3 separate regions of the Homo sapiens genome follow, and regions 2 and 3 are each linked to region 1. The links are chromatin loops, found by intact Hi-C in ENCODE. Cell type or tissue: heart left ventricle. All regions are shown on one strand.

Region 1 (8,000 bases):
GGGGTGTGGTCAAGCCTAGAACGTTCTAGAAGCAGTTTCCCTGGGCTCAGGTTGGACACCCAGGTGGCTAATATTCCAGGTCTTGCCTGTCCCAGGGGTCCAAGTGCAAGGAGATCAGGAGTTGGAGGGGCTGGGGATTTGGACAGAACTTACGCTGAGGAGGAGGCACTTGTTTTCCTTGATGGCCCCCAGGCAGCCGAGGAAGCCCGTCACCATGACAATGGTGCCTATGGCAATGACCAGGTTGGCTGCAGACAACGAAGGGAAGCTGGGGGAGAAGGTGGCAAAGTTGCCTTGGGACACGGAGAGCCAGATGCCCACTCCCAGCAGCCCACAGCCACAGAGCTGGAAAGGAAGGAAAGCCCATTAGCCTGGCGCTGCTCTCACATTCGTCCATGGACCTGGGAACAGTGCAGGTCCCCACCCCATGCTCTGAGACACAGACAAAGTGAGAACCGACAAGGTGAGAACGGGACTACCGTTGGGCTGCAGACCCGAAGCATGTCGGCTGTGTGACCCAGACAGTCCCCTAGCCTCTCTGTGCCTCAGTCTCCCCATGTGACAACGGAGACTGTGCCAGTTTCAAGAGCCTCCCAGGTCATTCTGAGGATGGATTAAACCACACAGAGGCAAAAGTGCGTAACAAATACGTGGAAGGTACTGGACACATGTGAGTGGTTAGGTTACTCTGCATGATAGAGAAGAGGCCCCAGTGTCCAAGACGGAGGCCTGGTGAGAGGGGAGAACTGGGGTCAGGAAAAGCAAGAAAGACTTCATCTCTGGAGGTGGGAAGGGACCCTCGGAGTCGGGTTTCTTGGAGCCAGAACTTCCAGCGACTGTGTCCTGTTACTCTGACCCGAAGGGCCATTTGTCCACTGGAGTCTGAAGAACAATTTCCCACAGATGGAGAAAGGAGGCAGTCATCGGCTGGCTGGGGGCCTGGCCAGTGTGCGGGACGTGGGAGTCCACGGCTGCCTTCACCACCCATCCAATAAGCTGGCCTCTGGCATGATCGGCCCCCAAACCGAAAAGCAACTCTCCCCAACAGCACCCCTGGGGCTGCCGGCGCCACCAGCTCCACCTGGGGAAGCTTCCATTTCACCGGCTGCAAATCTCCACATCTGTCTTATTTTATGCTCGATATAGCTGGCACTCCCCGACTCCCTCCGCCAGCTCATGGGAAGTGTGCTGAGTCTGAGGAGCCAATCAATCAGTGAAACAGTATTTACTGAGTGCCTACAGCATGCAGTGTGCCATGCCAGAAAAGCTACAACCACTTTAAAGACCTGTTTTCCAGGGGCCTCTGTTCTGGCTGGATGGGAGCAATCAAAGTGCAAAATCTACCACTCCCAGGTGGGATGGACTGGTGCCCAGTCAACGCTACGGGCGCTCAGAGGAGGCAATCACTGTCGCAGTCATGGAAGCCAGTTGAAGGAGGCAGTCCCTAAAGGGTGGGTGGACTAGGGGCAGATGGAGGACGAGAACATTCTATGCCGGGTGAAAGTGCAGGTGGTAAGGGCTTGGGAGTCACAGACCCAAACAGGACTCCCGGCTCCAGCTTATCCTGGTGGTGTGAGCTTGCAAACCTCTCGTATGCAGAGTGAGAATATCATCCCCTTCCTATTGGACTGCTGTGAGAATTAGATTGGAATAAGCTACGTGAAGTGGGTGGCCAGCTCCGGGCACTGCTTGCTGGAAAGGCACTTCCCGGGCAGCTGTTCTGTGCCAGGGCCTGTGCAGACTATGCTGACTCCAGGAATCAGCCCAGCCCCTGCTCTCAAGCTGCTCTGGTTCCTGGGAAGAAACAGAGGCTCAGGGCTGAGACAGGGCAACCCGCAATTAGGCAGGGTAGGGATGCCCATGGGAAGGTGAGGGGAGGGGACAGACGCCTCCCTGAGGAAGGGCATCTCCTTCGCTTATTCCTCCACAAACCCAAGTGAACACCTGCGTATTCAGTGCCAGGCCCTGTTCTCCAAGCTGGGGAGACAGTGGTACACCTCACTGGCAAAGACCCTGCCTTCACGAAGAGTAGATTCTTACAGGAGACACTGACCTTATGTAAGCAACAAATGACGTAACTGCAGTTGCTGACATGCGCCACGAAGAAAAATAAGGCAATGTAAAGAGCCAGAAAATAACTGGGGAGGGTGTGGGCAGCGAAGGTGTCTTGGAAGAGGTGGTGTTTAAGCAAAAACCCAAATAAACAGGGGGAGGGAGCAACATAACTATCTGGGGGAAGAACGTTCCAGACAGAGAGAACAGCAGGTGCAAAAGCCCCGGAGTGGGAAGGAGCCTGGCCAGCCAAGGAGGAGCACGCTGGCCGTGTGCTACAACAGTGAGTGAGGTGACACATGGTAGGAGACAAAGCAGGCGGGGTGGCCGGGGGCCAGGCCAGCTGGGACCTCGCAGGTAAAGGAAACGTGCAAGTGTCCTCAGTGTGACGGGAAGGTCCCAGAGCTGGAGAGTGACATGATCTCACTGAGGTTTTCAGCAGATCACTCTGGCTGCTGTTTGGAGAAGCGACCGCGGGAGGGCCCGAGGGAGGCCAGGAGAGCAACTGGGAGGCTGCTGTGATTAGGCTTGGGTTTGTGGAGGAATAAGAAGGAGATGCCCTTCCTCAGGGAGGCGTCTGTCCCCTCCCCTCACCTTCCCGTGGGCATCCCTACCCTGCCTAATTGCGAGCCTCTCTTTCTTCCCAGGAGCCAGACCAGCTTGAGAGCTGGGGACGACTCATACCAGGAGGCTACGGAGGAGCGGTGAGAAATGGTCCAATTTGAGATGTTTTGAAGGTGGCATTGACAGGCCTTGCTGGGCTTTGAAGAATGAATAGGATTTTGATAAATGGGGAACCAGAAAGGTGTGCATGAAGAAAAAGGTAGGAACAGACACCGCCACGTATTACTAACCAAGAGACAGTGCAAGGAGCTGCAGGGGGGTCCGAATGATTTACGTCCAGCAGCTGCCTGGGTCCTTCACACTGTGGAGAGTGGGCCTGTGCCTCCTGTCCCCTGGCGCAGCCCCACATGGAACCACGTCAGGGCTCCCAAAGAATGGGCACACTGAGACCCACAGCATCGCCCAACTGGGCCATCACAAAGCTTCGCCAGGGAACGGGGCTAGCCCCGCCTACGGCCACTAGGTGGCGCTCCAGGCTGGTTCAGAAGCTCTGGGTTCGCCAGCGATGGCTGAAACTTTCATCCAAATAGTCACTCTGACTTTTCTTCAATCTGGTCAGTTTCTATGCTGCCGTCTCAATTTTTCTTTCATTAATCATACCATGGAGAATTTATGATCTTCATGCTGAAGATTTATGGCTCTAAAAGCCAGACCCTGGAATGAGTAAGCGGAAACCCCACTGCCGCAGGTACTCGCTGCAGGGGAGCTGCAGGGCGCCCCCACACGCTGCAGCTGGAGACACGCAGGACCCCAGAGCTCAGAGCCCGGACCCTTCTCGGGCCTGGAAAAGTTCTCAAAGCACAGCCTTCTCCTGAAGCGGTTTCCCACTGTGGGTGTACCTGCAGCGGGGGGCCCCTTCCGAGCCCTCTCTCCACTTCCCTCCTGGGATAAGTGCTGGGATGCTCAGGTACCTCTACCTAGGAAAACCTCTTAGGTCAGAAACTCCAGGACCTGGTCACCTCTCTTCAAACTGGTTCTCTGACTTCACACTCCACATCCTTTGATTTGGTCTTGCCAGACCCACCTGGGAGCCTTCTACCTCTCAGGGAACACAGCTGGTGCCCTGTCCCCAAATCTGCTTCCTTTCCCATTTCCTGTCCAAAGTCCTCCAGGCCCCCAGGAAAGATCTGCGGCCTACCCTACGGGGGCGCAGTCTGGACTGGAAGGCTTCCTCTCCAAGCCCTCAAACCTGTTCCTGCCTCCATCACAGCTCCCGCCTGGCACAACTCCACGCATGGTGCACGTCTGCCCAGTGAGGAGGCCTGTGCAGTACAGCGGGTGCCACGCACATCCCCACTGCCACGCTCCCATCCTCAAGGGGCTCCTGCCGAGATGAGCTCTCTGCTCCCATCTTCTGATGGCCCAACACTAACAGAGCCTCCCGGCAAGAAGAAAACACAAAGGTCACGCCTCGATTTTCCAGGAAGCTAAGCGGGGGGACAAGGAAGTCCCCAGTCACACTGCTGGGCTGGGACAAAACCTTGGTTTCTGGCATTTGGTGCAGAAGCCTTCACTACCTGCTCCCAGGGGACCTCCGACTGACAGGTGACAGGCACCAACACTGGGCCTTCGCCACAGGTCCCATGTCCAGATCACGGCCCCCACTGCCCTCCCTGCCCCTGGCCTCTAGTTTCCAGCCCAGCCTGCATAGAGCTGCCTGATTCTTTTCCTAAAATGCCTCTCATCATGCTGCTCCCTAGTGTGACCTTAAGATTCTTTAGCTCTCGGAGGCCCAATTTCCTTTAAAACTTGGGATTTGGACGAGATCATTTCTTAGGTCCCTCTGGCGCAGTCTTAGCCGAGTCTGAGACATGGTGCTCTCAGCCCTCAGCCCAGTGGTTCCCAATCAGGAGCAATTCTGCTCCCCAGGGAACATGTGGCATGTCTGGGGACGTTTTTGGTTGCCACAATGGGAGGGGCTGCTCCTGGCACCTGGTGAGTAGAGGCCAGGGGTGCTGCCAAACACCCCGCAGTGCACAGGACAGTCCACACAGTCAAGAACTGTCTGGCCCCAATTGTCAATAGAGTTTGAGAAACCCCGCCCCCTACCCTATCCCCCCACGCCAGGCACCCACCCTTGGGCTGCCAACATCTTGAGAACAGCCATTGGAGAAAGAATCTGATGTGTTCCCTCCAGCGGTGGGGAAGGGAGAGCCAATGACAGCGATATGCCCAAAGATGCCAGCTGGTGAGCTGGGGACAGCCGGGGCTGAGATCGGGGAGGGAGCAAGGGCAGGAGGGAGGAGGTGATGGCAGAGACAGGTTGGCCATGAAGTCTTGGTGAGCCAGGCCTGCCCCGCACAGGCAGGAGGGCAGGAAGTCAGGAAGCTGACCTCTGAAGCCAGTGCAGCGGGCAGGGAGAGGGTGCGGCAGGAGCAGGAGAGGGAGGTGCAGGGCAGGGGAGCCGCCTCTGGTGGAGGGAGCCCAGCACATAGCACAGGAAGGAGGCAAGGCCTGTCTGTGGTGGCACAGCCAAAGCTCAGGGCCGGAGAGCTTAGCTGGTGGCATTTGGGAAAATTCCCTTCCAAAACCAGGGGTTTGTCTCAGCTGAGATGACTGAGCTATAATCTAGCCCACGATGGGACAATCTGGGGTGAGGCAGGGTGACTCAGGGGATTGGGCCCCAGGCAATGCTAGCACCAACCCGCAGAAGGTCACCAGCCACTCCTGGTGTGGTCCAGGCCTGATTGATGCCCTCCCCGGAGCAGGTGCAGGTCCAGGGGCCAGCCTGAGTACCAAGCCTCCCCTGCCCCTTCCCCAGCCGAAGGCATTTCAAAATAACTTCAAATCAGGGCTACAAACAAATCCACATCCAAATTTGAGAAGACGAATCCCATCCTTACATTTGCCAATGGCCTCCTTGAGGGCCAGGATTTGGGTCTGTTGTTTTTGTGGTTAAATCCGCAGAGCCTAGAGCAGGGCTGGCAACGCCTTCAAATCCCACAGGGCGATCTGGTCTGGGCCGTGCCCTGACTCCGGAGGAGGGAAAGGGTGCAGGCCCCCAGCACAGAGAAAAGCCTCAAGTCATCAGGCTGTATCAGGATCTTCTTTGTCACCAGGGGCCCATCCACAATACGCGCAGCAGGTAAACTGAGGCCCAGTCAGGCTATGGCCATACAGTGAGCCCACACTCCAGCCTCACCTCATTTGTTAAGTCTTGTAGTTAGCTAATATCCCCACGGTGTCTTCCTTGTCTTCAGTTTGAACCATGCTGACTGTGGTTTAAATACAGGCTTCTGCCACGTGTCGTTACGTATGTTTCACGCAGGCATCCTATTTCTCTGGGGGTGAGGGACACAATTCCCCCTTCGGGCTTCCCCGTCCTGAGCTTCTCCACCCACTTCCATGCTGCTTAGATCCTAGGGGCAGCCACTGCCCATATCTCATGGGTCCCATCGGTCTCCCACTGGTGGGAGCGGCCCCTCGCCAGGGATGACTCCTCTGCCAGCGCCGGGCCCACAGCAGAGGACACACCTAGGACCTCTCAGGCTTCTGTGTAGACTTGCTGCCTACCCTCACTAAACACACACACACGGCCGGGCGCAGTGGCTCATGCCTGTAATCCCAGCACTTTGGGGAAAAAAAAAAAAAACACACATGCACTTCCAGGACCCAGGTTTGTGTCTTATCCATTTTTCTTCCATTGTAGGGCCCAGAACATGCCTGGATTACTAGATAAATATTTGCTGGAGGAATGAATAAATGAATGAATGATGGGGATGGATGGAGGGGCCTGAGTGGGCCATAGCTGGGGAACAGGACCAGACCCAGACATGCAAATCCTCCTGAAAAAGCAGCCTCCTCTTCACCCCGTCTTCCCCACTCCTGGAACCCCCAGTGCCCTCAGGTTGCTCCCACCTCTGCTGCCCTATTTTAATCCCCACTGCCTCATGTGTCTGCAGAGCCCCACAAGGCACCTGGGCTTCTGGCATCAGATGTCACTGGTGGCCCCTGACCTGGCCCCCCTGACACCCTCATCCACTTTTTGCTTGCAGGAAATTTTCAAATGCTAGGACTGAGTGCTCCCTAATGTTTCTATGAGCCAAGGCCAGGCCCAACATTTAATGGCATTTAATAAATTAGTGGATGTGGAGAATTTTTAAAAAAGAAAAAAACCAAAACAGCTTTAATTTCACAGCCTGACATGCTGGCTAGTAATGAACCTGCCTGGCTCTGGAAGAAGCCGACCTGCCAAGAACTTCATCATGGGGAGCAGAGACAATACATCGGTGCCAGGAGCGCAGCCGCTGCTTTGTATTTCAGACACCCCTTGCCTCCAAGGGCCCCCGCAGCTCATTCATTCTCACAGCCATAAAGGGAGAGGCAGGAGGGGCAGGGAAGGCAAGAGAGCAGACGATGCCTCCAATTCTGCATGGAGAGAAATGAAGGGACAAAGTCACAGACACATCTTTGCTGAAGTCACCCAGCAGGTAGGAGGACCACAGCACCTTGGAACCATGGGGTGGGATGCAGCCACACGGGTCTCCCAGGGGCTGAATGCTCACCATCCCACAATGCACTCCATTCTTCTTTTTTTTTTTTTTTCTGCATACCTCTAATCAGCCAGGAATTCTTTCTTATTAATGCAAGAATCTACTTCCCTGTGGCTAACATGCATCAATCCTAGTTTTGCCCAAGAAGCCCACTAAGAACAAGTAAAACAGGCCTGTCTCAAACTGAAAGTTAGGCTCCAGCTATGGTAGGACCCAGCTCTTCCCCTCCTACGTTCTGAGCTCTATACTTCTAGTAATTCAGCCTAAGGCCCCATTGGCTTGAGTGGCAGCCATAGCACAGTTTAGTCTCACACTGAGCTGGTGCATAACTTCAAGCCAGATGGCATGATTCCTTGGTCATTACTGTTGGACCCCACACTTTCTCTCAAAGCCTCCAATTCACCTTCATACCTTCACTTTGCAGCCCCTAATCTCACCAACTTACAAAGGTGTCAGGGAGATGACACCCATATTTTTGTGCCTAATTTTCCTCCAAATAAACATTACATAAAGCATTTGCATATCTACAACCCAGTTACATTTTGATTATACCAGAATGGGGTTATTCTCCATGTGAGACAGTTCTAAGAGAGAATGTCTACCCACGGCCAAACTTAAGGGGCATCGTGTTTGGGGGCTGCAAGCCTCTGCAGTTATAAAGCTCCTGAATTATGTTTCAAGACTGTCAATTCTCTCCAGCCAACTTTGTAACCCTTCCCCAATTGACCAAAACCCCTAGCAGTTGAGAGTGAGTCCTGTTACAATACCTACACCTCTTGCAATCTAAAATCCCGAAGTGTATATTGGGGTGGAAGAGTCCACGATGAAGGA
Region 2 (8,000 bases), 140 kb after region 1:
CTCACTTTGGGAGGCTAAGGTGGGCGAATCACTTGAGCCCACGACTTTGGGACAAGCCTGGCCAACATGACGAAACCCCATCTCTACAAAAATACAAAAAAAGGAAAAAAAAGTCCTTTTTTTTTTTTTGTATGGCGGATATGGTGGCACGTGCCTATAGTCCCAGACACCAAATACTTGGGAGTCTGAGGAGGGAGGATCACTTGAGCCCAGGAGGTGAAGGCTGCACATGACTACCCCACTGCACTCCTGCCTGGGTGACAGCACGAGGCCCTGTCTCAAAAAAAAGAAAAAAAGAAACGGGAGGAGAGAGCCCAGCGAGGAGACAGGACTGGGCAGAGCTGGGCACTGGGGCCTCTTCCCATCCCACCAATTCACCCTGGACTAGCCCCCTCCTCTAACCGACTCCGGGAGGTGGTGAATGACCCGCAGTGAGGAGACTGAGCTCGCTCTCCTTCTCAGCTGGGCCCTGCACTTCCCAGCCAGCCCCAGGGCTCTCGTCTCCCTGGCACTAAGGAGATGCCTCATTCCTAACAGGTGTGCCAGCTACACCCGCCCCAGGCAGAGGGGCCAGCCCAGGGGTGGAAAAATCACACTACCAAACCCACGGGCAGAGCCCTCCATTCCAGAACGGGCACCGCTGGGCACTGCCCCCTCACCACCCATGGACGACAAATGCAGTCCTAGGCTCCTGAAGGGAGTGCTGAGGCCCAGAGAAGGCAAGGATGGTCCTGGGGTCACACAGCCAGTGAGGGGGACAGCGGGACCCAGACACCCGACTCCTCACACGACCTTCCTCGGAGGCTCAAAGCCAGCAGCAGCCCCTGTTTAAGGAAACAAAGCTGCCCCTCTCTTGAGCTTCAAGGGGCCTGGGATAGGACGAGGGAAGGAAGTCAAGCCCCTGAAGAGCTGCATGCAGAAATCCGTGTGACAAGAGGTGGAATTATTTCCCCTAGAAAAAAAGAAAAAGCCCTCCCTTGGCAGAGCCCAGGGGTACTGGGCTGTAGGCTGATGTAACAGAGAGAGGAGAGGCCAAGAGGAAAGGAATCCCCCTTCCCTCTCAGCAAACCTACTGCCAGGAGCACAACAGGGAGGACGCAGCTGGAGCAGGGGGTGGGGGAGATGAGCCAAGCAGGATGTTGGAGCCTGGGATAGAGCCCTCCTCCATCTGGCTGGAAAGCAGAAGCCTTTGAACTGCAACCCAGGGGGTAGCACTCCCTTGGGGCCCAAATCTGGGCCTGGCATGGATGTGGGGTGCCCAGAGCAGAGTATGTATCTACAAGGGCTGTGTCAGCTGGAAAAACCCGCAGGATGTGAAGCCACATGGGAGGCAGGCAGCAGGAGGCGGGGCTCTGGGAAGGGCGAGGAGTCAGGACAGTGGCCTGGGCTCCAGGGGCAGGCACTTATGTGTTCCAGTGAGAGAGTGGTGAGGCCTGGGGCAGCCAGGAGAGCGTGGCCCGGGGAAACGTGGGCAGGGCCCAGCTGCGGGAGCTCCAGGGAAGCTGACATGCCCAAGTGGGCCCTGTGTCCACACCCCAGAGAGGGTGGGATGGGGGCGGAAGCCCAAGGCCTCAAGAACACCCATCCCAGAGAGGAGACGACAAGGAGCCCAGGAGCCATCCACTGCTGCCCCTTAGTTTGGAAGGTCCTGCCCCTGAGAAGGTCCAATTGGAAAGAGGGTCCCGGCCGCAGTCCCCTGCCTCAGTTGATCCCAGAGTAGCAGTGGTAGCTCCACAGGCCAACTGGGATTCAGATCCCACCACAAGCACACAATGCCCTTCCACACCCGAAGCCTTCACAGCAGGACTGGACGGGGCAGGGGTTCTGGCAGCTGGGACCACCTGGCGGCTCCACAGTGCACAGTGGGGGCTGTTTCTCCAGCCCTGCCTTAGAGGGGTCCCCAGCCAATGTGCCCCCCACCCCTGCCTCCAGCTGAGGGGTACACTATGGCGGGAGCGGATGGCTGCGGTCACCACCTCCTCATTCTCGCACACTCTCTCCCTCCAGCTCCTGTTTACTTACTGGCTGGGCAGGAGCTTCAGCTTCCCACGGGCACCTGAACATGTGTTCCTCTTACAGAGGGTTTGGGAACAGAATAGATTTTCTGACAGTTGCCCTGACCTCAGGCATCTGAGGGCTCCTCTCCCTCCTTCCAACCCTACTCATGCAAACCCGCTTCACGACAAAAGGAGAGCCACCCCGACTCAGAATCTAATGACAGGGTTTGGTGTCCTGTCTTTGCAATGCTGGAGGCATCCTTCACTTCTCTGAGCCTCAATTTCCTCATCTGCAAAAAAGAGGATCCCCCAGTACCTGACACAGGGGCTGTGGGGGAGATCAATGAGACAAGGCATTTGAGGAAGAGCCACGTGAACTGTAACACAAACTGTCGAGCCCCACGCAAAGGCTTAAGAATGCCCACGATGAGTGGTGCGTGACTTATCCCGGGACTCTGGAGCCAGCCTGCCTGCATTCAAGGCCCCGCTCAGCTGCACCTGATTAGGAGGGATTCAGGGCTGCCCCTCAAAGAGGAGGAAACCAATAAATGTAAGCAAAGGAGTCAGGGCATCCCTGGCTCACGAAGTGCTTCCTACATGTTTGCTGTCACTGCACGTCACTGCTGATGTGCAGCATGCCCTTGCTCTTACGCTGTTGTCCCTCCCAGGCCAGGAGCACTGTGTCCCACCACCACAGTGCCCTCAGTAACTGCACAGGCTACCAAGCTGGGGACTCCTCGGGGAGCAACAGGACTTTCCTCGGGGACACTGGGTCTCGGCTTCTGGACCCTTTAAGACACTGAAAACCCAGCCAGCACACGTGGCAAAGATTTTCCCAATGGTGGGAACTCTACTAAAAGGGTATCTCCCAACCCTGGGACTACCTGAGCTGAGACAGCCGCTTCTCAAGAATGTCACAGGAGAGTTGGACACAGGGTACGTCTGAGAGGGCTGCCTCGGCTTCATCCCAGCCTTTCCTCAGACCCATCCTGGAATCAGTGAGATGTGGAATTTGAGTCCCCATGCCATCAAGGGGCGATGGCTGATCCACCCAGACCAAAGGGCTTGACTTGAATACGATGGACCTGGGGGAGAAATTGATAGGTTTCCTGCTGCCATCTAGTGGTCAACATCAGTAAGAACAGCAACAAGCCAGAAGGCCACCAAGCAAGCCTCAGGGCCACAGCCCCTCAACCCTGCAGGCCTGGACCAGGGCTGAATGATGAGCTGGCTGAGGCAGAACCTAGCAGGAAGCAGAGGGTGTAAGAAGGAGAAAACGTGTCAAAAACCCACAGAACACCAAAAGCCTGCTGCCTATCCTCCCAGGGATTAAGGAAGGAGTGTGCCTCATACACCCCTGTAACAAATAAAAACGTGGTGGCCGGGCACAGTGGCTCGCTCCTGTAATCCCAGCACTTTGGGAGGCCAAGACAGGAGGATCACTTGATGCCAGGAGTTCCAGACCAGCCTGAGCAACACAGTGAGACCCCATCTTTACAAATCAAATTTAAAATTTAGCCAGGTGTGGTGGAGTGCATCAGTGGTACCAGCTACTCAGGAGGCCAAGGTGGGAGGATTGCTTGAGCACAGGAGGTTCGAGGCTGCAGTGAGCTCCGATCGTGACACTGCACTCTAGCTTGGGTGACAGAGCAAAACCCTGTCAATCAATCAATTAATAGTGTTGCCCCAACTCTAAAGCAATGCAGTGCCTAGGCACTGAGAAGGAACAGGCAAACAAGATGCCAGCCCTGACTGCAGGCACCTCCGAGTGGTCTCTCCCCTACTCCCCCATGTCCTCCACAGCTAGCCAGCCCCTGCGTTTGCCATGCTTTTCCCCACATTGTTCTTCTTCCTCCCTTCTATACATGGATGATGTGCCTGTACAAACGTCACTGCCTCTTCCACGCTGCACGCCATCACCCTCATCCACCCTGGACTGTGATCGCCTGACTATACGTCCACCTTCCCCAGCAGAGCTAGCCCCTGCTCTCAGCTCACAGTCACATTCACCAGCAGAGCAGCTGGCTCTCCAGGCCTGACCAAACTGGATCCCAGGGCCCCAAATGCTTCCCGCCTTCTGTCTCAGAAGTTGGGCGCCCCAAACAGCCATCGGCCATGCCACTGTCCCCAAACTTCCCTCCATCCCTCCAGAGGGCCCATCTGCCTGTGACCCAAGGCCCTCTGACCCAAGCGACCTTCCACCCCAAAGCAGCAGCCCCGAGCGGAGGCAAGCAGACCCTTGCAGATATGAGGCAGGACAGACAGAATGAGGGGAGCTGGGCTCCAGCCTTGACCATCCCCTAACTGGCTGTATGACATGACTGGCAAGTTTCTTCCCTCCTTGAACCTTCAAAGTTCCCCATTTATACAATGAATGATCATCTCGGGTCCCTTTCAGGTCAAAATCTCTATGACACTAATTCCTGCTAAAGTGCCAGTGACCTTTAATTGTGTAACTGTTCCCACAATACTCTCATCTTCGGAGAGGAGAAAGTCTCAACCCATCACCCATTCATTCACACAGTAAAAACACACTAAACACCCAAATCCTGGGAGTGGGGTGCCTGTTTTTAGCAATGCGACCTACTGAGCTCTGCTTTAGCCACAGTCCACGGCGGGAAAGGCTGACGAGGAAGGCCAAGCATCCATGCTGAGCTGACACAGGAAGCAAAGCACCAGCCTGGAGCCTGACACCCTGCAAGATCGGGACGGCAACCCTTACATTACACACCTTCTAAGGGGCTGTTCCAAGAATCAGTCCCTCACAACAGCCCTAAGCGCTGACCCTGTTTATAATCAAAGAAACTGAGACCCAGGGGGGTTCAATAACTTACCTTCACCAAAAGATGCAAAGCCAGTGTCAAGCTAGAAACTGCGCCTGGGTGGCTGTCTGGCCATTACCCCGTGCCATGGTGGGTGATCAAGAGGTGATGCTAATGCCAATTTCCTCTCCTCCCCGTCATCCATCCATTTTCACAGGACCTGTTTCTTTGGAAACCTCCACCCTCTGCACTCTGGTTTCCTTCCCCAGTCACCCCTTATTCAAGTTTGCACACCAGAGTTGAGCAGAGCCACCTGGGGAGAAAAAAACCACCTGCTCATCCAACTTCAAGCAGCATCATTTTAGGGCACTGACCTTGTTTTCTTTGGTACACTCAGCCTGCTGGTGTTGTCTGTTTTGGAGCTGCCCTTAGATGAGGGTGGGGGGAAGATGACTGCATTGGAATGAAAGGCCTGGAAGGATTCTGAATACATACCAAGGCTCTCCTGTGATTTCCCCTGGGAGGGTCCCTGGGGCTGGGAGAGGGGCATAGGAATGGGGCCTCACATTTTACTGATACTTTTATGTTATTTTATTTTTTACAGCAAAAAAAAATTATATAATAATTGAGTCTTATTTTAAAGTAAATAAACACTTTAGACAGACAGACTGCTGGCAGATGACCAAACTGTGTACTTGTAGGAAGTGCCTGGTGAGACAGACCAGGCCTCCCGGGACAGAGCCCTGAAGTGGGAGGAGAGGACCCCTCTTTTTCCGGGATGGGTGGGGCCTGTGCACGGAGGCAGATGGTGGAGTGGTTTCTGGAGCACAGGGACAAACTCTCTGCCCCCAAAATACCTCACGCATCTGCTCATTCGTGCCTGAAATTCCTTCACCGAGGGACAGTCTTTGATTCCAGTTAGAAATAGGCCTGAAACCGTAAACCCACCCAAAAGACATAAAATGGTGCCTTCAAGTCATACTCCAAGGGAGCAAGCTTGCTGGTGTTGGGGAGTGAGGCTCTTACAACGCCTCTCGAGACAATCTGGAGGAGGCAGGACCTGACCGCTTCCTAATGGCCCCAAAGGTGACGGGGAGGAGCTCTGTGGCGGCCTCAGGGTGGCGCCTGTCCTCACCCTGACCTACCTGACAGGCGGGCGGTGGGGACGATGAGGCTGAGAGCCACCGGTCCACTAGGGATGGGAGAACCTGAGCCTGGGAAGCTTCATGGGCTGGGGAGGGGTGGCGCCTTTCAGAGGAGACTGAATAGGAAAAAGTCAAATATCTGGAACCAGGGAAGTGGGAGTCGTCCACGCCAGGCTTCGCCCAACCTAGCTGGAGGCCTGCCCTGGGGCCTGGTGTTTTAAACAGGATCTAGACAAATGGGGCCACATGTTGAGAAGCATGAACAGAACAGTGGGAGAGACTCAAACCGGGTCAGGAGAAAACAGGAATGCGGGAACTGAAGGAGAATGCTCCATGTCATGGTCCATCAGGGAATGCAAATCAAAGCACAGTAAGATACCACTTCACATCTAGGATGGCCATAATTTTTTTAAAAAGGAAAATAACAAGTGTTGGCAAGGATGTGGAGAAATTGGAACCCTCATGCGTTGCCGGCAGGGATGTAAAGTGGTACAGCCGCTGTGGAAAACAGTTTGGCTGTTCCTCAAAATGTTAAAACATAGAATTACCATATGATCCAGCAATTCTTCTCCTAGGTATATGCTCAAAAGAATTGCAAACAGGTGTCCAAACAAAAGCTTGTGCATGAATGTTCATAGCAGCTCTATTTACAACAGCCCAAAGGTGGAAACAACCCAAATGTCCATCAACAGAAGAACAGAAAAACAAAATATTGCACATAGGTATAATGGAGTAGTATTCAGCCTTACAAAGAATGAAGTACTGATGCACACTACAGCATGCGTGAGCCTTGAAAATACGCTAAGTGCAGGAAGCCAGACACAGAAGGCCACATACTGTATGATTCTATTTACACGAAATGTCCAGGAGAGGCAAATCCACAGATAGAAAGCAGATCAGTGGTTGCCAGTGGTGAGAGGCCTGGGGGGTCACAGGTAAGGGGTGCAGGATTCATAGTCAGGGTGATGAAGAAGCCATGGAAGCAAGTAGTGGTGATGGTTTTACAAACACGGTGAACGTAGTAAATGCCATCGAATTACACACTTTAAAATGGTTATAATGATATATTTTGTATGTATTTTACCACAAGAAAAAAAATGTTTTTAAAAAATTGCGAGGACTTTGGGAAGGACACAATACCTGGTAACAAACACCTGAGGGCCTATCCGACGAGGGTCCAAGGACAGGACCTGTCCTGCAAGTTCCCAGAGTATGGAACCTCCCGGAAGCCAAGCTCCAGCATCACAGCACACATCACAGCCAGCATTCCCTGCACACCTGCCACGGTCAGGCCAGAAGCTTTCATCAGCATTAGAGGATTTTCTCACTTCATACCCACAACAGCCCTAGGAGGTAGATGGGACTGCCCCCAGTTTCGGGTGAAGAAAATGAGGCTGGAGAAGGTAGGTAACTGGCCCACAGGCATCCAGTAAGTGCAGGGGCTGAGATCCTAATGGGAGCACCTGTGCAACTGGCTGCTGCTGTACGCCACCATCAGCGCAGAGAACGTGGGCCGCAGCTTCGGCATGTCCAGGCTCAACCAAGTCCCACTGTCGCTTGCTTGCATGTGACCTCTGGCTATTTACTCAACCACGCGGTGCCTGGGTAAAAACTGCAATTAACACCACCAACCTCGAAGGCCGGCTGGGACAATGAAATGAGATGACTGTGCCCAGCAGCTCCTGGCACGTAAAGGGCTCCATAAACATCCGGTTTCTTTTTTTTTTTCCCCAAAAGTGGAGAAAATGACAAAGATGGAGGAGACTGTCTCAGCAGGTAGAGCGTGTGTACCCCGTCAAAGGAGGCGAGGAGATGCAGCACAGCAAAGAGCCGCTCAGCAAAAACAAATACCACACGGGCACTGGCCCCAACGACCTTGAAGGTTCTGCCCTTGAAATCCGATGCGGCTACAACGTAAGACCCCTTCCCGAGAGTGGGCTTTGCTAGAAGCAAGAAGGGAGTGATCCAAGAGCACTGGGATCCTAAAGGAATCAAGGTCGCCACAAAAAAAGAAAATGTGCAAAGAAACAGAAGGCTGGAAAACAGCAAAAATAAAGTTTGCCGGTAAAAATAGAAGTAACTCACATTTTTAGAGC
Region 3 (8,000 bases), 63 kb after region 1:
GTGGGGTTCCCCAGGTGTCAGACGCTGGGGTGCCTCAGCAGGCAACTGCAGGAGCCAGCAACATGACTTGGGGCTGCCTGGTGGAGAAATTCCCCAGGGAACAAATCATTGCACAGCTTTAGGGCCCTCTAGGAAGGCTGAGAGATGGGATGGAAATAGATACAGAGAACAACAGGAAGTCATGAAAAGAAAAATAAGCTGGCGATCCTGATTCCAATCAGCAGAACCCTTCCTAGGCCTCAGAGTACTTTCAGGATCACCATCCCATTGCAGCCCACTGACAAGGCTCCCAGGTTGGCCAGGCAAGTTTGATTAAGATTTGATTCCCACCTTACCGAGGAGAAGCTGAAGTCAAAGATCCTCCCAGGGAGTCAATGGCAGAGCAGCAGGGTAGCCCAAGCCTTCCCCCAGCCAGCTATGGCCTGCGGCGCTGGTGCACGGACACCCCCTAAATGTGTGCAGTACTTTCCAGTTTAAGGCACCACCCTTCTCTTGGTTTGGATTCTCACAACCACCAGAGAAGCGGGTAGGACAGGTTCTTGAATCCACACACAAGGTAAAGCATCCCTGGCTTTGAGCCATGAGTTTTAATGGGGAGACTTGGGGATGGGGGTGGGAAGGGTATGTGTTTGTTTCCTAAAGAGGTAGCAGGTGGGAGCGCAGGCCAGGGCCAGGGGATAAGGGAGGTGGGCTGTCAGGGGCTGCCCTGGGTAGAAGGGCACAGTGAACAGGGTAGAGCCGGGTGAGAGGCAGGCAGCGCCAGGGAACAGCCCTGAAGACGTGTTCAGGGGGATGGGGGGAAGGAGGAAGAAACAAGAACGCTCTTCCTAATGACGATCGCTGGAGGGAGGAATTGGAACAATAGTAATTAAGGCTTCTAACAATAGGAAGGAGCCGCGACAGTTCTGTGTGTCAAACAAGGTGCAGAGCTTCTCCCCAGCGTAGCCAGGGTGCTTAATACGGCAGCCCGCCCCCTCATTACCTGCTTAGAGGGCGTGAAGGCCCTCCCCTGCAGGGGGGAGGGCGTGTTCAAATCAACTGACTGCTGTGGCTGTGGCCCCATCTCCTGCCCAGGCCCAGAAACGACTTCCATTTCTTGCTACCCTGAAGTGGGAAATGGGCTAACAGGGAAGATTCTCCCCCCACCACTAAGCAAGGAACTGGAGGTCCGAAGAGGCAAATCCAACAGGAGTTCGTCCACCCTGGAACCCAGCGCTCCTGTCCCGACCCAGCCCCGCGGCAGGCAGCCGCTCACTCCAGGCCTGTGAGCTCCAGGAATGGCAAAATCTAGGGCAGCTTTGTCCAGGCAGTGAGTTCCAGCACACTGAGCACACACGTAGTCCAGGTGAGGCAGTCCCCTTTCAGTGTCACCACCTATGAGACAGAAGAAACTCATCCGTGGTCCATCACTCTACCGACGCTACTATGAGGATAAGGAAGATAAAATATCTCAATAATCATCAGCTCCTTAAAAAAGACAAAGGGAACAAAAGAAACATATACAACCACAGAATGTCAGGGCCCAGAGAGACCTCAGAGATGAGCTGGTCCAAGTCTATCATTTTCCAGATGTGGAAACTGAGGCCCAGAGACAGAAGCAGTTTGCCCAGGATCACACGGCTAGTTAGCAAGCATGCCGGGGACTAGAACCCAGGTCTCTGGGATCAACTCCCTGCTCTTTTCCACTCTGCCACTTTGATCCCAGATACAAGCGAGAGTTAACTGGCATGCATCTTCCAAGAAGAGCTGCACACCTGCATTTGTAGGAGTGGGGAGGAAATGCAGGATGCATGGCCAGGCACCCCAGGATCCCGCAGGCTGTTTGGGTGGCCACCCAGCCCAGCCCCTCCCTGCCCCAAGTTGTGAGAAGTCTCCATTTAGGTGGGAAGACAGAAAGCTAATCGGCAATGCAGAGAATCTTGTCAATATTCCTCCCACAGCTCCTGAGTAAGACCCACAGCCCTCTACGGAGTGGCTTTTGTGAAATATGCACTTTTCAGACTCCCCTCCTCCCAGCAGGCAGGCTGAGAAAGGGACAGGTGAAGGGGGGCTGGAAGGGGGAGGGGGGCTTCGCTGCAGCTCTCTTTAGCTGCCATAAATGGGAACAAAGTGAGCACCTCGTGCACTCAGTACCACATCAGCATTCCTCCCTCCACCCTTGCTCTCTCCTGAGGGTCCCTGAACCTCCTCCCCAACCAGGCCTCTGAGCCCCAGGGACTGGTCACGATGAGTGTCCTAAATGGCTCAGACATAAAGAGCTCCTGCCCAGAGCCCAGGCTTATCGGCCTGACAAGCTGTCGCTCTGATTTGGGTCCAATGAGCTCTTGCCAACAAGCGGGGGAAGCCCCCCTTGAGAGGGCAGGGGGCAGAGTGAGGCTTCAGAACACACCCGCCCTCACTGTACAGAGAACAGAAGGCACAGGATCCTCACCGCCAGCAACTGCCGTTTGCTTAGAGACCCCTGCAGACAGACTCCCCAGGTTGCCCGCCCAGCCACAGTCCCATGTCCTCCAGACCTTCCTCCACCTGGCGTTCTTTAATGCCCTTCCCCGCATGATCCAAAGTGCCATTGCTAAAAGGGGTCTTCTGCAACCAGCACACCGCTGTACCCAAGCAATTCCTAGCGCTCCACAGATCTGTTTGACACCCTTTGCATTAGCCCCTTTCTCTGGCTTCCAATATCACCATGTTTTTCCTGCCTTCTCCTTCTCCACCCTCCCCACTCCCTCTGCTTGTCCACAATCCCTTCACCGGATAGGCATCCTCCCACGTTGTACATCTTCCATCCTCCAGATCCTCGAGCCCTCTCCTTTTCACCCTTCTCATAGTCCCTGGAGAGCCTGCCTCCTCTACAAACCCTGTTCTGATCAGAAGACAGATGGCAGGTGCGGGACATGAACACAGACACTAGGCCCCCCTTGCTAGGCAAGAGCACTGAGCACCATACCTGGTGCTCACCCCTGACCTGCACCCACTAGAAGACTAGCTGGCTAGCGGGCTCCTCCATCCTCTCACCTCTGGGTGCCCCATTCCCTCATCAGGTCTGCAGTGCGTGTGCACAAGAGCTCAGCTGAACCCTGGGGGAGGGTGGCAAAGCATGGAAGATCAGAAGTCTCTAGGCTAGATGCAGTGGCTCACACCTGTAATCGCAGCACTTTGGAAGCCAAGGCAGGATTGCTTAAGGCCAGGAGTTCAAGACCAGCCTGGACAACACAGGGAGACCCTGTTTCTACAAAAAATTTAAAAATTTAAAAAATATATAAAAAGAAGTCTCTATATAACATAAGATGTATAAAACCTTCATGAAACTTTACAGAAAAACATTAAAGAAGACCTAATGTATGGTGAAATATACCATGTTCATGAATAGAAATAGATAAGTAGAATACTATTCATATTCATGAATAGAAATATAAAGATAAGCCGGTCATGGTGGCTCACGCCTGTAATCCCAGCACTTTGGGAGGCCGAGGCTGGCAGATCACGAGGTCAGAAGTTCGAGACCAGCCTGGGCAACATAGCGAAGCCCCATCTCTACTAAAAATACAAAAATTAGCCAGGCATGGTGGCACACACCTGTAATCCCAGCTACTCGGGAGGCTGAGGCATAAGAATTGCTTGAACCTGGGAGGCAGAGGTTCCGATGAGCTGAGATCATGCCACTGCACTCCAGCCTGGGTGACGGAGAAAGATTATATCTCAAAAAATAAAAGAAAGAAATACAAAGACAGCAATTTTGCTTTCCGGTGGTGACGACCTACGCACACGAGAACATGCCTCTCGCAAAGGATCTCCTTCATCCCTCTCCAGAAGAGGAGAAGAGGAAACACAAGAAGAAACGCCTGGTGCAGAGCCCCAATTCCTACTTCATGGATGTGAAATGCCCAGGATGCTATAAAATCACCACGGTCTTTAGCCATGCACAAACAGTAGTTTTGTGTGTTGGCTGCTCCACTGTCCTCTGCCAGCCTACAGGAGGAAAAGCAAGGCTTACAGAAGGATGTTCCTTCAGGAGGAAGCAGCACTAAAAGCACTCTGAGTCAAGATGAGTGGGAAACCATCTCAATAAACACATTTTGGATAAAAAAAAAAAAAAAAGACAGCAATTTTCCCTAAGATGATGAATGAATTCAATGAAAGGTCAACCAAAATATCAAAAGGGTTTGGGGGAAGAGGCTGGCTGACTGATTTTTGGTGAAACAAGACAAACTAATTCTGAAATGTATGCAAAAGAACAAAGGGCCAAGAACAGCAAAAATACTCTTGAAAAAGCGTAAGAGGAAAGGATTTGCCCTACCAGATATTGAGACTTATTATAAAGTTGTAGTAATGAAGACAGTGCGGCATCAGGATAGACAAACAGTCCAGTGGAAAAGACCCAGGCATACACAGAAACACAGGTGGCGGTACAGGTCTGTGGGGAAAGGTGGACTAGTTAATCAATGGAGCTATGGAGGAAAAATCAGAGCCCTATCTTATATACAAATATAAATTCCAAATATACTAAGGACTTAAATATAAAAAGAAAAGCTTCCAGAAATCAGTCCAGGAACTCATCTTCAGTCACTTACTCATTCATTCAACAATTCACAGGCACTGATTATGTTGCGACAAGCACTGTCTTACTACCAGGCTGTAAAGCTGAAGCAGGGCGCCGTGGCTCACGTCTGTAATCCCAGCACTTTGGAAGGCCGAGGCAGAAGGATTGCTTGAGCCCAGGAGGTTGAGACCAGCCTGGACAACATAGGGAAACCCTACCTTTACAAAAAATACAAAAATTAGCCAGGCTTGGTAGCACGTGCCTATAGTTTGAGCTACTCAGGAGGCTGGTATGGAAGGATCACTTGAGCCTAGAGAAGTCAAGGCTGCAGTGAGCCATGATTGTGCCACTGCACTCCAGCCTGGCTGACAGGAGTGAGACCCTGCCTCAAAAGGAAAAAAAAAAAAAAAAAGACATCCATGAGATAGCATGTATTTCTTAAATACATAAAAAGTACAGTCTAACAAAGAAGAGGCTGAAAATTTGACTACATTACAATAAAGAATTTCTGTTTACCAAGAGACCCCATGAAGAAAGTGAAAAGACAAACTATAAACTGGAAGCTACATACTGTTTGCAATACATTTAATTAACACATTAGTATTCAAAACATAAATAAAACTCCTAAAAATTGTTAGAAAAAACGCAACTCAATAAAAAATGAACAAAAGACAAACATGCATTCACAGAAGATGAAAGAATGGCTAAGGAACATATGAAAAGATGTCCACTAGTGATCAAAGAAATGCAAATTAAAACCATTATAATATAGCATTTTACATCCACTGTACTGGAGAATGCCAAAAACCATTCCCCATTGACTCTCCACTGGTGGGAATGTCCACTGATACATCCTCACTGGAAAACAATCTGGCATTATCTAGGAAAGGTGGCAGGTACATATCCTGAAGCTCCACGGTGCCATTACACTCCTATATACCCAGAGCAGTGCTCCTCAAGGTGTGGTCCATGGAACTGCTTCATGCTTAGAAACTTTTTTTTCTTTTTTTTTTTTTTGAGACGGAGTCTTGCTCTGTTGCCCAGGCTGGAGTGCAGTGCGCGATCTCGGCTACTGCAAGCTCGGCCTCCTGGGTTGATGCCATTCTCCTGCCTCAGCCTCCCAAGTAGTTGGGACTACAGGCACCCGCCACCACACCCGGCTAATTTTTTTTTTTTTTTTTTTTTTTTTTTTGGGACAGAGTCTCACTCTGTCGCCCAGGCTGGAGTGCAGTGGCACAATCTTGGCTCACTGCAAGCTCTGCCTCCAGGGTTCATGCCATTCTCCTGCCTCAGCCTCCCGAGTAGCTGGGACTACAGGCGCCCACCACCGCGCCCGGCTAATTTTTTGTATTTTTAGTAGAGACGGGGTTTCACCGTGTTAGCCAGGATGGTCTCGATCTCCTGACCTCGTGATCCGCCCGCCTCGGCCTCCCAAAGTGCTGGGATTACAGGCGTGAGCCACCGCGCCCGGCCCACGCTTAGAAACGTTTATAGCAATCTGACATTGCCAGAACATCCCAGCACACCATCAGCTGACTCACTCAGGTACAGCTGAGCTCGTCAGGCGAGTCACGTGTGCTCTCAACCGTGTACTAGTCACATGCAGCAGGACCACCTCTGAGAACTGAAAACTTAAAAGATGGTCCTCCACCACAGATACTTCCAGAAGCACTGTCCTAAAGAAACGCCTCCACATGTACACCAGAAGACTTATACGAGAATGTTTACAGAAGTGTTGTTTAGAAAAAGGAGGAAATAACCCAAATGTTCATCACCAGAAGAATACACCTGCAGCACATTCATGTAATGAAATACCAAGAGCCATGGAAAGGTGTGCACTATGGCCACGACTATCAACGTGCGTGAATCCAGAAACACAACGCTGAATTTTTAGTTTTTTATTTTTTTTTTTTTTTGAGATGGAGTCTCACTCTGTCGCCCAGGCTGCAGTGCAATGGTGTGGTCTTGGCTCACTGCAACCTCCACCTCCCGGGTTCAAGCGATTCTCCTGCCTCAGCCTCCTGACTAGCTGGGACTACAGGCACCCGCCACCACACCCGACTAATTTTTGTATTTTTAGTAGAGACAGGGTTTCACTATGTTGGCCAGGCTGGTCTCGGACTCCTGACCTCGTGATCCACCCACCTTGGCCTCCCAAAGTGCTAGGATTACAGGCATGAGCCCCTGCGCCTGGCACAACGCCGAATTTTTAAAACTACATCCAGAACTATTCTGTTTACCAAAAGTTGAAAAATCAGTCAAACTAAATGATGCCGTGTTTAAGAATGCCAATACATGTGGCGTACACTTCACACAAGATTCAAAGAGAATGGTGCTCTCTCAGGCAGAAGCTGGGGGTCACAGAGGCTCATGGGCATAGAAAGTCCTCTATTTCATAAGCTAGGCTTCTAAGTGGGCAGGCGTTTGTTTTATGATTTTTTTAAGTACGTGAATTTACATATGATGTATTTTACAACTGTCACTTATTTTGGGTGACGGTGTTTCTGGTTGGGAAAGTGACCCGGACCTGGAGCCCTGTGTGCTCTGTGTCCTGGTCAGCCCAGGTCACAAGCCAAGCTGCCCAGTGGAATCCAACATCCACCAAAGGGCCTGTGGGGGCCCCGCACTGTGACCACCAGCCCAGCTGGCTGGGTCCAGGCCCCACTTGTCACCCCTAGGACAAAGGGAGGCAGAAGAAGTATGTGGAGCTGCCCCTTCTGGGAGGCCCAGAGGCATGGCAGGTGCAGCTGCAGGCCTTGGGGTCAGAGACCACATCCTTCTCCACTGCCTTCTCCCTACCTATAACTCTCATTCCAAGAAACCCCCCTGGCCCTCCCAGCTGCCCCCATTCTCCCATATACCCCGAAGGCCCGAAGACATTCAGAGCAATCCCCAGCCCGAGGGACACTTGGGGATCCTCCCAGGGCTCCAACCGCCCTTCCTGGCATTGTCATCCAAGCGGTCCATACTCCAACCCGTGGGCACCTAACTTCCTGTTCATACGCTCTCACCGCAGGAGCGACAGTAATACTAACAACCACAGCTCCTGCGCACGAAGTCCAAGGCGCCAGGCCTCCTGCTGAGCAGTACACCTGCATCATGCACACAGCACCTCCTGCAGGCCTCAGCACGGCCCTACAGGAGAGGTGGTATAGTCCAAGGTGAGGAAACCAGATAGCAAGAGGTTAAAGGAATACCTTCAAAACACAGCCCTCACTTCTGGAGGCGCCCACTCAGGAGGGGCTTTGTTCATGTAAAAGCTGCCTGGCTGATGCGAACATCCACTCTAGTGAAGAACCCCTGGAGTGGAAAGAAAGCTACCTGAAAGCAGGGCCCTGTCCCTCTCCTCCTTGGCCGGTCACCCACCCCCCACCAGCCACTAAAACAGGGCCTCTCTGCGTGGTCCTGACGCAGTGAGCTAGCCACTGCAAGGGAGATTTGAAATCCTGCAGCCTCCCCT

What was found. Hi-C counts contacts between places; a loop is a spot of excess contacts. Peaks named below come from ENCODE experiments on the same cell type or tissue, not always from the same donor. Only the 100,000 strongest peaks of a DNase experiment are listed, where the experiment ranks them.
Region 2: a loop joins it to region 1, with 9 times the contacts of the local background. A loop is called at or near these places in 106 of 110 quality-filtered maps.
Region 3: a loop joins it to region 1, with 2.7 times the contacts of the local background. A loop is called at or near these places in 58 of 110 quality-filtered maps.

Annotation. Positions count from the first base shown.
Region 1 is chr12:3,270,766-3,278,765 of GRCh38, reverse strand. TSPAN9 (tetraspanin 9) reads right to left here. Exons shown (of 9, transcript NM_006675.5): 4 at 154-345. Among named protein-coding and RNA genes, the nearest start is that of LINC02827, 26 kb to the left of the region's middle. In heart left ventricle, a CTCF peak has its summit at 3,136 (motif pointing right); DNase peaks (open chromatin) are centred at 3,135 and 3,884; H3K27ac peaks cover 5,451 bases.
Region 2 is chr12:3,130,762-3,138,761 of GRCh38, reverse strand. All of the region lies in intron 2 of TSPAN9 (tetraspanin 9), which reads right to left. Among named protein-coding and RNA genes, the nearest start is that of TSPAN9-IT1, 15 kb to the left of the region's middle. RefSeq lists enhancers at 1,192-2,042, 2,104-2,603, 2,604-3,105, 5,365-5,659. In heart left ventricle, a CTCF peak has its summit at 3,125 (motif pointing left); DNase peaks (open chromatin) are centred at 1,371, 5,511 and 5,878; H3K27ac peaks cover 3,218 bases.
Region 3 is chr12:3,207,691-3,215,690 of GRCh38, reverse strand. The region is part of intron 3 of TSPAN9 (tetraspanin 9); the gene reads right to left. It also overlaps the pseudogene RPS27P3. Among named protein-coding and RNA genes, the nearest start is that of TSPAN9-IT1, 62 kb to the right of the region's middle. RefSeq lists an enhancer at 459-998. In heart left ventricle, a CTCF peak has its summit at 7,664; no DNase peak of the experiment used is centred here; H3K27ac peaks cover 3,029 bases.